Linked DNA regions of Homo sapiens: region 2 is linked to region 1. A link is an interaction called in ENCODE POLR2A ChIA-PET data of the cell type or tissue named here. Cell type or tissue: GM12878. All regions are shown on one strand. Links, peaks and the distances in the headings refer to the core of each region. The heading gives the core; the rest is flanking DNA.

Region 1 (8,566 bases), core at 322-8,321:
GTTAACTCTTTATTGTGATTATCATAAGCATTAAATATTTATTGACTATCTTGTTGTGCATATCACAAGGGAATAAAAATTCAGGTCTAGGTAGATTACTGTGTAGGAAGACAGTCTCCCCCCTAATTCCCCACACTTGAAGTAGGAATTTGTATGTTTTCTATTTATTTTTCTCCGTACTGCTGAAGGTCTTATTTCACTCCTTCTTGACTTTTAAAATTTCCTCCTATTCAATTGTAAACTTTTGAATCATTGAACATTTTGAATCCAACTATTAGCTTTTAAGTTTTAATCAGGCCAAAGGAGATCAACAATAAACTCAGATTGGAAAAAAAAAAATTGTATTGCTCCATGAGGAGTGACGTAAAAGAGCCATCTCTACTTCAACACATGAAATGTTGTGGGTGATGGACTATGATGTTCATTTTGTAGAATGTAATGAGCATGTGGAGTTTGTCACACCCCAACCCAAAGATCTAAGGATATTTCTGATATATTTGGGATGTTAGCCCAAGTAGAGAACGTAAGGATAGAATGCAGTTTTTTGGTTACCGGAGAGAAGTTAATGGAGGAGAAATGTCTCGTCTCAGAATTTGCTGCTGTTTTCCTTTATGTTTCTAGTAATATCTATTTGTGATCAAATAGAAATAGAAATAAATACCTTAGACTGCCATCTTGTGCAGGAAGTAAAACAGCAGGACATTCAAGTAAAAAAGAGTTTTATGTCTGTTTATTTGTGGCCTTTGAAACCTGCTTGATCTTTTCAGTCTTTTTGATCCTGAAGATGTTTGCCCACACCCTCCTTGTATTTTGTTCTCTGAATTGTTCATTGTTGTTCTTTCCCAAGCATAGTAAGGTTATTCTTTTTATTATATAACTAGTAGAAAGAGGCTTTGAAAATTTTCATTTTCAAATGGAATTCCAATTCAGTTTTAGCCTACTGTTCTCCCTCATTCTGAAATGTGCCCTGACCATGGAACATGGAATTTCTATCTAATTTTACAGAATTCAAATTATCGAGTTCTGTTTGCAAAACATTCTTGCTAAATTTCTTTGTCTAATAAATATCAAGAGTTAATTTTTCTCTGACAATGCTGTTCTCTTTTACTTCTGGTTTGGAGTCTGTGTTTTTGTACTTTCTCTTTGCTTGTTCATGGTACACACACATAAGCACTTTCTGGTTTTGATGTGCGATTAGTTTCCATCTTTAATGTGGATGTGGGTATATGTGGGTGTGTCTCTGTCATTTTTTTAAGACTAAGCCTCTCCTTCCTACTCCCCCTACCCTCATCAAGACGCTGAGAGGCTCAAGTTGCTGCCAAGGGACTCTTCCATGAGAGCACTCAACTTGCCATGGAAAAGTTTGCTAAGGTGCCATTCAATCTCCTAGTCTCCATAGCAAATAATATTGCCATTGTTTCTCCAGGAAAAAGCAGCCCGCATTCAGGTTTCCATGTTTCCTATGTTATGGCAAAACCAGCAGAGAAACCTTCCCAGTCAAAGCAGAATAAAATTTACAAGCAGTTTGCTTGGGCAAAGGAGCCAACTGCACACACACTGCTTGCTGTTTAATTCAGAACAAAATCATATCTGTTCTTATAATTACGTGACAAATCACGCCTTCCAGATGCATTACCAAATGCCTGAAGAGGTGAAGCCTGGATTTTCCTCAGCACTATGAAGCAGTGAAGCAATGCCGAAAAGGGGGCTTAGGGGGATACTAAGTACGAAGATGTAAGTTTGAGGAGGGATAGATAGCCAGCCAAAACCAGATTTATTGAACTTGCTGTTTTACACCATGTAAATCCAAAAGACTCCAGAAAGTAACCTTCTCTTTCTCTGAAAAGTGCAAATAACTCTGGGGTGAGTTCTTAGCATCCAGGAAGCCAACCACACACAGGGCTCACACAAACGCCTGGTTGGCTGTCATCCTCCATTATCCTCAGAGGGAATCAGTAAACAGAAGCTGCTTACAGCCAGGAAGGAGAGAGCCAGGTAACACTCTTACTGCCCGTGTGAGAGTATATATGATCATTTTTAAAGTGTACTTGATTGTTTTCATGACCCCACACAATTTCCTAGGCCTCCCTTAACTGTGGTATAGCTGAGAAAAGAAAACATTCACATCTAGATGGGGTCAGAGGAGTAGAATGAGCGTGGGAATGACCAGACTTTGACATCACTCTCACCCCTGAGCCTTCATCCCCTGACAGGCCCATGGGAGCCCTTAGCTGCCCTGCGGTCTCTGGCATGAGGTCTCTGTTCATGCTCTAAGAGTGATTTTACTGTTTCAGAGGGTGGTGGCCTGTTTGTCCTTCTCAAGAAAGGTGTGGTTCTACTCAATATAACCTTTAAAGGTTATCCAACTACTTTTTTTTTTTTTACCTGAGACTATATCCTATATGTAAGTAAGAGGATTCAATAGTCTTAAGGGGGTGGTATTATTAGCATTATGATTTCTGTTGTTATAATTGATTCTTGATCATATATTGCTTTGTGTTATCGCTTGGCAAATCATATTACACTGATGACTCCTTTGTTTTTATTCAACTTGTTACATTTTAATATGTGATTCTGCCATACAGATTATGAACTTTTCTAGGGCAAGAACAGAAGAGAATCTAAGCGCTATAAAGGAGTTGAGCAAATATTTGACCTACTCTTTCTCTTCTCCTCTATTCCATTTTACAGATGAAAAAGCTGAGGACCCAGAAATACAAAATGACTTGCCCTGATCCAGTAGCTACTTGAAAGCAGACAGATCTAAGACCTGGATCTTAATTTTAATCTCACTGTCCTCTGCACCCTTCTCTTCTAGTTCTTTCTTGTACAAATGACTATATAATTAAATCCTTCATTATGTGGATTTTCTGACCTAGAGATTCAGACTGGAATGACTGAGGGTGTGCATTAGGCTCAGTTAAGGAGACCTGGAGGAGGAGGTGGGACTTCCTTGGGGCCTTGCGTAATTCACTAGGTACTTGGAAGGAAAGAGTAACAAGTCCAGTTACTCTGGTCTTCAGTGTACTGGCAAGATCACTGAACTAATGTCGGGAAACCTGCCTTAACCATGAAATTAGGGCATGACTTCTGAAAGCTCTTTATGACTCTTTAGTCCATAGAGCCTATATAGATAGACGCTATCAGACTATGTTTATGACTTTGTCATTAGAATCTCTTTTGTGCCAAATTCAACTTAAGAGTTGTTGTGATTCCTGAGCTGGCCTGTACACTTATTTTTAAACGGGGAACCTAGCATCAAATCTAAAGTCTACCCTCCAAAGCTTTTATATCCTGAACCTATGTGCATGCACACTTTTTGTTTCCCCTCCCCCAGCACGCCCCGGGATAATAAAAATCAGAGGTCTGACAAAGGAGGAGAGCTCTCAGGACATGCTCCTCCATAACGGTCTTGCAATTTCCAGTGCGAGCTGGAGCAGTGCGATGTGGTGTGTGGTTGGAAAAGCAGTTTGTTCTCTGCTAATGACAGCTGTGGATACTGAAATGAAGCACAGCAGGTGGGACAGCGGTACTCAATTTTCAAAATCTGTGCCCTAAAATGTGTTTGCTTAAACCTTGTCTCACCACCCTTTAGGGGCCTCCACATCCATCAAAACCAGACCCCAGGAAAGGAATTCAGGCTTCTATTTCTCACTAGCGCTTTCACAATCGCTGCTATGATTCAGAGGTTGTCTGGAAAGTTCAGTAGCCAAAAGTTCCCTCCTTCTTCCTAGAGTGATAAATTAAATCACTTCCAGTTCCCAGGGTGGGTGGAGGGGGGACTGGCCTTGCCTAGGTAGCCACAATAACTTTGAAAAGGACATACAATTCCTCACAAGCATGAGTTAACAGCATTATGTTGTAAGGAATTCATTTTCTCAAAATAATACATGGGTAAGGTGTTAATAATGCCATTGGCTGTTTCTGAAAGCCATGGATGAGGAAAGAAAAGTTTGCATTTTCTGCGTGTTGGAAGATTTTAAGCTTTTCAGGTGTAGTGCGTTACACTAAATTCTTACATTGACTTTTTATATAACGTGTGCTTACTGGAGAACTACCGCTTTCCCCTTCTAAGGTGAATGTGGATGCATGGTGTAGGTTTGTAGAGTGTTATTAAGATATTTAGAAAGTTGCAAGGCAAAACGTACCCCCTCAGGCAAATGACTGATGCTTTATGTGTTCTTCTTTACCAACATGTTGAATGATCTTTTTTCCTTTATGTTTTTCAGTGGTCACTTAGGCATAGGTAGAGGGGGTTAATGAGCTTTCAGCTCTTACCTGAGCAATTTCTTAGGTGGGTACCTCCAGTAATTCTGAGAGTGCTTGTGTTGTTTTAAGCTGGTGTTGAGTGGATAATTTACCAGAAACTCCTAGTTTCATAGTTCTTTTACTTTTTGAATGTTATTTTTCTTCAAGAAGAAAGTTTTCAGCACAGCGTTCAGGTGCCTTGTGTTGGGGGAAATCCTCTGAGAGCAAGATCTCCCAAGGGAGATGCAGATGGCACAGTTGTGAATTCAACAGACTTTGCAGAAACGCATCAGACTCTTCAAATCCAAATGCATTATCTTTCCATGTAATTCAATCACCTGTTATTTTATGGCTCTGTTTGATTTGATTAAAACCTCAGCAACCAAATCATTTGTATTATACATTATACAACTTCCTATTTTTATTTCCATCACTTTTGATCCCTTTCGGCAGGTTTCACCAGACAATTCAATTATGAACTGTTTTAGAAAAATTACAATTTAATCAATAAAGAGAAAGGGCCAAATTTCTAAACAAGATCGAAGGATATAAAACAGCACAAAAATTACCTTTATTTCAAAAGGTACATTTGGTGACATTTTTGGCATGTGGCCGCGCTGTTGTATCCTCTTTGGTGGTTAGATAGATGACAGCCACTAGTTTCTTGTGAATTAAAAGAATGTGATAGATAAAGACTTAATTAAAATAAACAGAATCCTGCTCACTGGTAGGCAGTGAACTCTGCCAAGAATTTTATGGGAAATAAATGAAGCTCCTGAACTTAAGAAGGGACAAAGAATGGAAGTATGTGCTTTGGTAGCAAGACTACTTGTCCTTGTATAGAAAGAATGAATTTTTTTTCCATGGGACATTTACTATGATAGCAGGTATTTTTGGTTTTGTAGCATTCTACTTCAGTGTGGCTCAAACATTAGCATGCATCAGAATCACCTTGGAGGCCTTGTTTAAACTCCATTGCTGAATCTTACTTGGAGAAATTCTGATTCCTTTAGGTCTAGGATGTGGCTAGTCAAGCTTCCAGCTTCTGCTGCTGGTCCACACAGCATGGGTTGAGTAGCACCACTCTATATAGGAACCAATTTTGAACAGTCTTGCACTTTTTTATTAGCTTGTCCATTGCCATGGTGACAGAAAGAATGCCTCTGCCATAGATGAACAGCACAAGCTTAAAGAAAAACTAGACTGAATCTTTTTTCCTATGTTAATTTGCGTTTGTTCATAGCATTTTTAATATCATACTAATTTTTAATCTTGGATCCAAGCTAGTTGGCTCAGTGTGTTTGTAAATACTTCTCCACATCAAATTTGTAGAACATCTTTTTTTTTCGCCCATTGAGGTCAGCATAGTCTGTGACATGGCATGTTGTTTTCCTGCCAACTCACAGAAGTGAAGAAATCCATTCAACACCCGAGAAAAGTTTTGTAGGACTTTACAGTGTTCCCTGCTTTGATCTGAAACAAGAAGAAGCTGACATTAGTCACGTATTTTACTTTAGACAGCTACTTCCAGATTTGTCAGATCAAAATATCTTATAAATGACTCAAATGTTATAACAAATGGTTCAAACCTCATGGCATTTGTGGAAAACAATTTAATGGGGTCCCTGAGCAGCTACAGGATAAAGAAATTTGAGTTATGAACTCTAGCAGCATTTTGATGTGGGGTTTGCATTCTGGTGTGCCTCTGTGTGTACTAAGTATTTCTCTCTTTGTAGAACTTCTGGTTTCTTCTGTGGCAAGGTCAGAAACAAACATGCCTGCATTTTCCATAGCCTCTGTGGCTTGGCAAGGAATTTATTTCTCGTAGATGTGGAACTCTCTATGTAGATATAAAGATGGAACCAACCTTAAAGAACATCTGATTTAGACTTCTTATTTTACAGATGAGAGAAAAAATACACTTCAGTGACTTTTATATCACTGTATATTTTTAAAGTGCCATTTCTAAATTTAGAAGGTTTTGAAAATTAATTTCAAGGTAGGTTCTTATGAAAAGGAAGTTAGTTGGTAACCCCCAATGTGTTTGCAATTTTGATGCTCTTTCTCCAGCAATAAGAAGTTTTACCTCGAATTCAGTGGATGAAAAGCCAATATCCTTAGCATAACTGTTTTTGTCATTGGTGGATGACAGAACTTTAAAAAGGAGACGTTAGGACCGTTCACTCATTGACAGAAGGGTTGTGGGGCACCTAGCCATGTAGTGCCTAGACTAGGTAAGTATTTTTGTCATGTGGTTTAACATGAAGTTGACAAAAATTTTTTCATTCCAATACTCATGAGCTAAGGTCACAGACAGTGGATTGATCAGATTCTAATGAACATATATATTCTAGTGAACACTGTACACATAGTTATCTGTAGTACTCTTCTTGGTAACAAATTAGAATTCTGTTATAAGACTGTCACACTAACACCACCACAATAATAAAAGTGATGATTTATTAAGTCCTTATGTGTCAGGCACTTTGCTAAGCACCTTGTATGATTTGTTGTCTATTAATTGTCACAGCCAGCCTTTGAGTACAGTAGGTATTGGTTCCATAATTATATAATGTTAATAAGTACTGTTATTATTTCCATCCTGTAAAAATAGAGCTGCACCTTAGGGAGGTCAAGTAACTTGCCCAAGTTCACACAGCTACGAAGTGGTAAAGCCAGGATTTAAAGCCAGGTCTTTCCATCATTCCAATCTATTAAACTCTGCCACCTTCCAAGGGAGTAAGAAGGATTATGTTCTCATGAATGAAGAGTTTAATACAAATTCAAGCTGAATGGGCAAGTGTTTTTTTCCTTCTTGACTCCTATGATTTGCTGCAGAGTTTTTTTGACAAAGAAAAAGCTCACGCTCTGGATTTGTGGGGACTTGTTATAAAAAGTCACTCTTTTTACTAGCCGCGATGAATGTATTTTTTCCCCATGGGGGAGAAAGGTTTGAGAGGGGTGAGGTGGTTAGAAGAAGTTGGAGGAGAAGACTTGCATGCCCAGGCTTGCTAAAAAGCATGTACCCCAGGCGCAAGAGTAATTGTTTAATAATTCTTCCTCCTAATATATTCATATCCACCGGGGGCCAGTTTGAGAGATGATTAGGTCACAAGTGAAATGAGTTTGGTGGTCTCAGCATAATCCCCCTTGGACATGAGTTCACTCACACAATTGCAGTACAATTTTGTCCATGTCTGCATTATTGTCTGCTTCAACTCAGGAGATGCTCAGAATTGAATTAACAAGGGGCTCCGGGTCAGTCTGAAGGTGTGCAGAGGCAACCCATGGTATAAGGAATAGTGCCTTGTCAACGGAGTTGCACATAGACAGGGCAGCTTGTCCCACACCTCTTTGTCTCTAAATCCAACCTCCTATCCCTCTCAAGTAGATAAACAGTGTACACTCTAAGTTTCCAGCCTCTCACCAAGTGAGGTTATCTGAGTCACAGATAAGGGCCATCCAGTTATTCCTGCTTTGCACTTAGACTGATTTGGATATATAACCTTTACCAAGACGATTGTGATGCCCAAATTGGTTGCGTTGCTTCCCTTGGTGAATATTCTTCTCCTAAAAAGGCATAAGTAAGTTGATGAGGAAGCAAAATCTCCTGAGAAGTTAAAAATAATTTAATCTTATCTAATCTCGTCAAGAAGGTTCCACAAAATTTAACAAATTGAATTTGAAATTAGAACATGAAAGAAAGAAATTATATCATGAAATAAAACTCTGTCAAATAACTAAAAGATCGTACTGTACCTTATCCTAAACACTTGCTACTCTGTCATAAAAACCTTTAAGATTGAACTGACATACCTGTGATTATTTCATTATATGATTATTATAAACTACTGGATAAATTACCCATTAAAGTCATTTTTAATCCAATTAAAATCATGACAGTTCTAGTTGACTCAATTCAGTCTCCTAAATCATCTGTAGAAAATACTGTAGAATAAATTAAGTGCCCAACAGTTAATGTCCTTTTGCACAGTATTTTAGAATCATAGATGTTTGGGACTAAAAGGGACTTCGTATTTAGTCTAACCCCATTTTATATGGAAGAAACTGAGGCACAGAGATTATGACTTGCCCAATGTTACACAGCGAATCTGTGACCAGAATCCAGGTGTCTTCATTTTTAGTTTAGTTCTGGCTCTGTCGAGCCAATTATTCTCATATTTTTTCAGCTGTAACATGCATGTGTGTGCACACACAAACACATAGCATGGCTACTTCCACACTCACTTCATACCCCTAGGTTATATTCAGGGATACCTACAATTCCCAGCATTCCAGTTACAACTTCATCTCCCTT
Region 2 (8,566 bases), core at 199-8,198, 53 kb after region 1:
CTGAGGCAGGTGGATCACCTGAGGTCAGGAGTTCGAGACCAGCCTGGCCAACATGCTGAAACCCTGTCTCTACTAAAAATACAAAAATTAGCTGGGCATGGTGGCACATGCCTGTAGTCCCAGCTACTCGGGAGGCTAAGGCAGGAGAACCCAGGAGGTAGAGGTTGCAGTGAGCCGAGATTGTGCCACTGCACTCTAGCCTGGGAGACAGAGCAAGACTCTGTCTCAAAAAAAAAAAAAAAAATTCAATGTATTGCTTTTTCTCAGTTGCCTTACTAATTAAATCTGCATCCTTTGTATTTATTAATCTATTTATATATTTATTCTTTTTCCTGCAGTCCCTGGATGGCTTTGTATTTGCACTAAATCAGGAAGGAAAATTTTTGTACATTTCCGAAACAGTCTCCATCTACCTAGGCCTCTCACAAGTAAGTAAAACAATTTTAGATTCTTGGCAGCGATTATGAAGCCTTCTTCAGCCTCATGTTTTTCCTTCTTCAAGGAATATTCTGTTTAGCATGAATTATCAAATGTATTATTTAATGGCTTTACCTGACTGTTCTCTCAAAGTCAGTGAGAAACCTGTGTGTCAGTGTTGAACATTCAGAATAAACTTGTGCTCAAAAACTTTAGTTCCGCTCCCCACCCCCCAAGGATCATTATTAATTTATCGAGAACAAATGAAGTTTCTTCCCTTGGTTGTTTTGAACTTTGAAACCTCTGTGCCCAGTAGGAGAGGGACACACTAATAGTGCTTCCCTTGTGTCCTATTACTGGATGTTTATGGAGTACCCTGCATTATCCTGGGAGCTGACACAATGGCAGGAGTCATTTGGAGTCAAGAAATGCCGAAAGAGACCATTAAAATGCGTTGCAGGGAGGGTTCCAGCAAGGATATATTTTGCTGCCTTTGCAAATGCTTCCTAATGCTGAAAGATGATTTCATAAAATAAGACAGCTTTTCATTATTTGCCATTTAATTACTCACATGTGTTTTTCGGAGGGGAAAAGAAAAGAAAATGGAGGCTGATGGGCCAGGGACAAAAATCCTGGATGTTACTTCTCGATATTCCCCTGGAACACAAAAATTTAAGTTCCAGTGAATGCCAAGACACGGGCTGCATCTGGTGAATGCCAAAATATCCTGAAGCAAGGTTTGCACTTCAGCTAATTATCCAGATGTTTTCTCCATAAAAATGCTGAACATCTGGGTATTTGCGCCCATACAGGTGATTGGCTGAGTTTGACCCCTTTCATCTGGTAGTTTGGCATGAGGAAAACACTGCCTCAGTGGGAGGGATTTTGTGTGTGTGTGATAATCTGCCAAGTTGGATAATCTACCGCTCGTTCAGTTGCCCCTTGAAGCTAGAGATAGAGATAAGATTTGTCTCTCTCCTTTAAAGCAGGACCTACCCCAGACTCGTTGCTTCTGAAAGTTGGCACAGCTCTAAGGAGACATCCAGCAAGGCTGGACTCTTTTGGCTGTGAGTGAGTTTGCTGGGTAATAGCTAAATCAAGAAAGACATTGGAAAATAATAGAGAGAGAGATTTGGCATGTAAGGAGGCTTGGGGAAGGAGGAGAAACACTGCCAAATTTGATTATTTACTGTTGAGAATCCAAACAAGGGTCTGGTCTGTTAATGCCTTTTGAAGAACATGCAAGCTCTCAGCTATAGTGTGTGGAGTAATTCTATTTTATGTGGACTTTAGCAAACCAAATGATAGAAACCGAGCTTTTGTTAACTCGGTATTACTATTCTTGTATCTTATTGAAAGATCTGGTTTTGTAATAGCCTTTAACAGACTTTAAGCCTTGTCTTAATCTGTCTGGGACCTAGTATTGAGAATCTTCAATTTTGAAATCGGTGAGCCACCATGTCGCGATGTTGTTATTACCATACAGAACTGGAAACACCACTGTTTGTTGTTCTGCAATGCACATATTCATGTTTCATGCAGGGTATCCAGCAAAGTTTAATAAGCCAGTAAAGAAGAAGGGTGAATAATTAGTTTAAGCAGGTAAATGCTAATTAGGGAACTCCTGAAAAGCATCCATTATATACTAGCTCAAAACACATTTTACAGCCCTGCTTAGTGGTGTAATCCAAATTCTGTCAAGGCAACTGCATTTTCTGTAATTGAGATGTGTATGTTTGCTTTGCATAACAGATGGCTCTGTATGCTTAGACTGATAGCTAGGAAAATAATAATTGCATTATTCTGGCCAAAAGAATATTAGCTCTTGGGTTTTGGCCATTTCAGTCAGTCCTCCTGCCAGCACAGCATATGCACATATATGGATCGGATTTTCAAGGAAATTGATGCATCTGGAATAGTGCGGCCATCTGAAATATCATCTGTTCAAGAAAAATTTGGCTTTAACCCTATGCTGGTTTCTCCTTAAAAGTATTTTATTTAGCTGCTTTTCTACTGTATCATTAAGTAAAATCTGAGACAAATAATTGACGCTTCTGTGAAATAAAGCAACTGTGTAGACATGGTACAGTATCTGGCAATTTTTGTGCAGTCAGTCCTTGCTTTTATATATAATGGGTTTTAAAGCACGTACCAGTAGTCGGCATCTTGACTTATCCAGGGGCAGACCCTGGCCAAAATGTGCCATTGCCTTCTTCTCCTGTGGTGGATGTGTTCAGTGTTGGCAGAAACTGTCAAATATGCAGGTAGAGGCTATGAGATAGGAGACATGGGCCTTCATTTGGCAGCACTATACAACTGAATTGATGAGGGGTCAATCAGTAGAAAGTGATTTTTGCATATACCAATTTATGTATTTAAAAGTGATTTTTGCGTATACCAGTTTATGTATTTAGAGTTCAAAACTAAAGCTTAAGTATAGTTCTGCATTAATATGAAAAGAATCTGATAAGAACATGATATATTTTTAAAAGCCCAAAGCATGAGGGAAAAACAAAAAATCTATGCTAAAACTCTGGAAAAGAGTTTTCAACCCAGTTTGAGTCCTAATAGAGAAATAGAGGTCCCCAAGATACAACTCTTTCCAAGTTTCATCAATGCCCTTTTTCAGTTTTAGGGGTTGTGGGGTGATATACAAAGTAAATATACTCTAAGTAAATTAAGCATTTGTTCTTTTATGAGCACACACACACACACACACCCTTAATCAAATGCAAACCAAATGCTCTGCTTGTATGCTACAACTTTGGCTAAGTGGTTATTCTATCAAATTCTAGACAGTGATAAGGAATCTGTAAAGTTATGGACCCTCCTTTCCTTTCCAAATAGTTTTGTTAAATAAAGACAATGTGTAACTCTGTCATCAAAGACTTGTCCAGTGAAATTGTTCAGGAGGACTGTGAGCATGTCAGTTTGTTACAGAGCATAGCTATGTCTGTATTGCTAACTCTCAAGATATCCCTTCCTCAGTTTTATTTTCTTTCAATGTGTACATAAATGTGGTGGCTTTAAAACAGCTTATGCTCAGGATAGAATTAGGATTCTTTTTTGGCTCACAAGAAAACAAGATAGGGAAACTTCTACTGAGCTCTGTTGTGTAGCATGGGGATAGAGACAGCCAGAGCGGATTTTCTCTTTGACTCTCCCTTGGGTGGGACAGCTCCTGGTGTCCAGGGCATGTGCATGCCAGGTATTCTCTTTAAAGTATTCTCATCTTGTTGTAATTATGGGAATGAGTGAATGATGATGATTTCTGAAGCTCCTCAACAGTCCTCTTGACTTTGCCAGATACACATACATACACACACACACACACACACAGAGAGAGAGAGAGAGAGAGAGAGAGAGGAGAGATGTATATATTTAACCTAACAACATCCAAGAACTGGTTTCAGGTTATAGAAGTATGCACTGTTGACTTGCTTTCCTGTGTAAAAATGATGCCCAGTTACTCACCAAGAGGCCTTATCTTAAAGGAAGATTCCCACATACTGATGCTGAGTTTGGCTTGCATAGAGACTGAATAACTTGTTATACCTGATGATGGCATTCAGAGCTGTTCATGACAGCTCTGCTTTCTAGCTATAATGGAACAGGCAGAAGTGAAAATGAATTAAGAAAACAGAATGGGTTCCCTAACACTGAAAATGTAGCAATGATATATAGCCAGCGTTTATGAAATCTCTTCCAAAATGTAAGGGGCTTAATCGCCAAAGAATCCAAAAGAGACTTTACATGATAAATAAAAAGTATTTCTAGTTGATACAGGATTTAAAGCTTAGAGAAATATTTATTTGTTGGCTTATACTCTCCTCTTTCCACAAAGGATTTCAAATAGCTTACATAAACACATATGATAAAAATAATGTCAAAATAGAACTAGGGAATAAGGAAAAGGAGATAAGCAAAAGTAGGTAAACTGTTACCACATAGTAGGAAAACACAACAAAGAGGCTCATAAAAAGACCATTTATTATAAATGGTCTTTATTAAAGTTTCAGATGTAACCATGAGCTTCATGGTAACCAAAGCAAAAAGGGAAATCCAGTAAACCATCAAAAATGAAAAACCATTGTTTCTTAAGGAAGGCAAAGTTTTTCTGGGACTGAAATCTGAAAATCTCACGTAGGATTTTGGAAGAGCTAACCTGTAGATTATGACATTGATTTGCTTCCACTGGAGTCCATATTCACAGCAAGGCTGTCGTGATCTACACAGCAAACACAAAGACCCAAATTACAAATCTCATAAGCAGGCAGAAGCCCATTCCCCGCCAGCCATAGCTGTGCGGAAGACCATCGGAGAGCGATGTTCTGTTCCCGCATCCAGGCCTCACAATAGCATTGGCTAGTTTGGTGGTTTACAGGGTTTCAAACTGGCTTTCCTTCACCCATACTCACATCCTGCATTTTCTTCTAAGCCCTCATGAGAAATTCACATTATCGTTGCCAGAGGCAGAGGACATGAGAGACTCAGTTAACCAGAGAATACAATTGGACTCACATCCTCTGAAAACATTTTTTCTGGAAAGTGAGGTGAGACAGGATAATTCTGATGCACACCTATCCCAGCAAAGTGCATTCAAGTTAATATAGGGTCCTGTTTACAACAAAAATGAGATCTAGAGCAAGCCAGGAAATTTACACATTTGTATGGGGTGATACCATTAGAAAATACCCTACGTGCCAGCTAAAACCTCTCTTGAAATGTGTTCTAATCACCCCCCACTGCCTCCAGTCCCCTCCTGCACATAATGAGTCACTTCCCTTTTTCTCACCAAGTCCTCACCCTTATATAAGGTATTTCCTGACTATTGTAAGCCAGCCAGAAGGTAGCTGCAGACAAGGTTACAAATTGGCTTGATTCAAGGCAGCTTGCTGAAAAGGGCAGGGTGGCTGCAGATTATAATAAGAGTTAATAGAGGTGAAGGTGAAAGGGGGTAAGTGGTTGTTTTAAATTTGGTATTTTTTTTAAGCCATGCAGATATATTTGCCATAAACTCCTTTCCTTATCCTGTTGTTCATCTCCATATTTTAGATTTCTCTGCATTTGTTATATAAAATGGCAAATAAAATTACAGCTACAGCACACAAGTACAAGGTCAAATAAATGACAGAGCTCAGTCTATTTGTGAAGCTATTCTGAAAGGGAACCATGGTGCCAAATGTGGTTTATTTGAATAATAAAGAAGAATTAGATTCCCCTGATAACTTGGCCGAGGGCCAATAAATCACTGGAGGTTAAAGATGCTTTGCAACCGCCATGTCTTTCTTTTGCTTTTCCAAAGTGCAAGGCTCACTCTTCCATTCTGTGTTTTTCAATGCAAATCAAGTTGAGGTTAGTATGTGGCTAATACTCTTACTTCCCTGCTTGTAGAAGATATATATATTTCTTTAGTGGGGTTGAAAAAAAAAAGAAGACATTAGCTTTCCTTGTAAGTTATTATTCTTGTTTGGCATCATGACATCCTAAAGAGCTGGAATATAAAGACAAAAAAGGTATTATTTCAACACAGCAGAGGGATTACAATGATGGAGCCAAGTGTTAGCATTTTTGCAGTTGGTGTTCTAAATGTATTCAATGCTAGGATAACTGGAGTTCTTTTAATAAATGAATGCAAATACTGCTTTATGGCCCCCCTTTTCAAAACGTTTCAAGTAGACATACCTTAATTTTTTTAAAAAAAAGCAGAAAAATATATAATTTTCTGCAGCTTGTGACCACCCCCCTGCCACCCCAACCAGCAAGTCTACATTTGTCTCCTGTACACTAATCATGAAAAGTTCATCACTTCTGGGTGTAACAAAGAAAAATGCCCTTTTGAATGTGGAAGCTCTGAGGGTTTGGAGACTATTGAGAAAATATAAGTATCAAAATAATTCAGAAACAGTACAAGGCACAGTGGCACATTATCAATTTACAACATTTAAATTGATAAATGCTTGGTGGTGAAGGCCTACAAGGGCACTTTGAAAAGCAAATAGCGACCTGGTGAAGAAATTGATTTTTCCCCCCCGAAAATGACTGCATGATGCATCATTTGACTGCATGCTGTCCGAGTGCTTGACAGAGATAATCTCAGCAATCCCACGGGTGACCTTATCGTTCTCACCAGGGCAACTTTGTCTACGTTCTGACTTTGTGCATGTCAAGGTTCCTCCCGGCAGGATCCTTGGGGGAAAAAGTTCCTCTGTTCGATCCAGATATTGAACTGCTCGTTCTTCCCCCCTTTTCCTTCCACCCCACCCTTCCAAATAGGCAAACACGCCTCTTTATTTCATCCATAATTATGAACGAGCCAGGCAGAAGAATACAGCTCTGTGCTCTGTATCTTTGTTGAAGCTCCTAATGCCTTTTAGTTCATAGTTCTTAGGTGATCATCTATATTGGCAGGGATCTTTTCATCAGAAAGAGTAGAAAAAATCCCTAATGTTCTCCTATAATGCATCGCCACCTTGAGCAGAGTGGAAAAACCTTACCAGTTTCTTTCTTCTCTGTAGTTGCAGGGTGTTTTATTTTCCTCCCTCCCCTGTCATCTTTACATAGAACCCTTCTGAAACTGTCTTAAGTCATACATGTCAGTATCTAACAATATTATTCTCTTGCAATCCAGTGATTTAAGGTATTTCTCTTATAACCTTAAAATTATGTAACAATGACATAAGGCCCAGAAAACATGTCACCTGTGCTATTTGGCTTTGAATCCCAGTGGCAGCCTCTTTGCAGAGATTTGATAGAATCCACAGGGCTTCTTCAGGACCGTTGGTGTTTGGAAAGTATTTTTCTTCCACAGGGTAATAATCGACAATTTTTTTACGCCTAGAATTTTTCTGTTGATATGTATGGATGTGTGGATGTGTATGTCTGTTGATCAGTAATCTTCCTGCCACACAGCTTGTCGTTGATAATTACAATTCTTGATTAGCCACTTCTTGAAAGCAGCAAATACCCTGCCTGGTGTGGCACCCTGAAGCTTCAGTCCCCACTGCCTCTGACACCCTCAGTTCACCATATTCAACCCCTTTTACCTCCTTCTTTCATCCACAACATTAATTCTGAGTGAACAAGACGTGCTTCCTTGCTTTTGACAAGATTTGCTGCAGTCTCATGCGACAAAAACCCAACACTCATTCCAGATTCAGAAAGTAGGATTTATAACAGCATTTTAATTTAATGTTGGATGTCGAACATATAAAGAGATCACAGTAGTACTAGAGCTGAAAATTGATGCCTTTTTTATTAGTGTCCTCTCAGAAGTGGGTGAGACGCTGTTTGTGCAATGGAGCACAGAGCAGCACAGTCAGATGAATGAGGATATGCTATCTGCAAGGAATCATATTTCAAGCCACTGTCGGCCTCTATTGATGTGCTCAGAGTTGAAAGGTTATGCTAGTAAATGCCATCCGAATTTCCAGCATTAGAAATCGGTAGAATAATCTGCTGGCTGTCACTCTATGCTTAGCCTGAATGCACTGCGTGGGGATGTTTTACTTATTTTAACTCCAAATTAATTTCTTATTACAGGTGCATTTCTTTCTCTCCTCATGCTTTCATCAGTGCCCAAATGGGACTGATTTTTAACAGGTCTTCAGAGTAGACCACTATCTGTGAAAGAGAATGAAAGAAATGTGCGTCATCATACGTGAGAATCATGTTATTCTTATTTGTTCCTTTGAACATATTTTTCCAGACAGTGAGGCTAAAACACAGGAAGTTTGTGCACAGCGAGCTGTTCTTGTTAGACTGAATCATAGAATCTCAGGATAATTCAAGATAAGCTTACCATTTTCAAATGTATGAATCGAAAACCTACATTGCTTCTTAATTTCTGGACTTAAAGTGAGCAAGACAAAAAAAGGAAGATGGAGTATTCTTCATTTTATAGTTGAAGAGATCTAAAGTCAGAAAAAAAATACTTTGTAAGGAGCTAGTTCATTTTATTTGTGTGGATTAAACAGTATTTTCAGATTCATTTTGAAGTAGAGCACTGAGCAAAAGTAAGATTAAGAAAATTTAGTCATCATTCTAAGTCTGTAATTTATTCATATTTAAATAATGAAACGGTGTTTTTCTGAATTAACCCATGTATTATTCATGCAGGCGTTGGCAATATAATGTCCCTGGTTTTCTG

Evidence for each region. Peaks named below come from ENCODE experiments on the same cell type or tissue, not always from the same donor. Only the 100,000 strongest peaks of a DNase experiment are listed, where the experiment ranks them.
Region 2: POLR2A ChIA-PET joins it to region 1 with 38 read pairs; 4 of 35 experiments call an interaction of 5 or more read pairs at or near these places.

Annotation. Positions count from the first base shown.
Region 1 is chr14:33,506,688-33,515,253 of GRCh38, forward strand. All of the region lies in intron 4 of NPAS3 (neuronal PAS domain protein 3), which reads left to right. Among named protein-coding and RNA genes, the nearest start is that of SNORA89, 200 kb to the right of the region's middle. In GM12878, for the core only: no CTCF peak of the experiment used is centred there; no DNase peak of the experiment used is centred there.
Region 2 is chr14:33,559,783-33,568,348 of GRCh38, forward strand. NPAS3 (neuronal PAS domain protein 3) reads left to right here. Exons shown (of 12, transcript NM_001164749.2): 5 at 339-428. Among named protein-coding and RNA genes, the nearest start is that of SNORA89, 140 kb to the right of the region's middle. RefSeq lists an enhancer at 4,754-5,283. In GM12878, for the core only: no CTCF peak of the experiment used is centred there; a DNase peak (open chromatin) is centred at 5,189.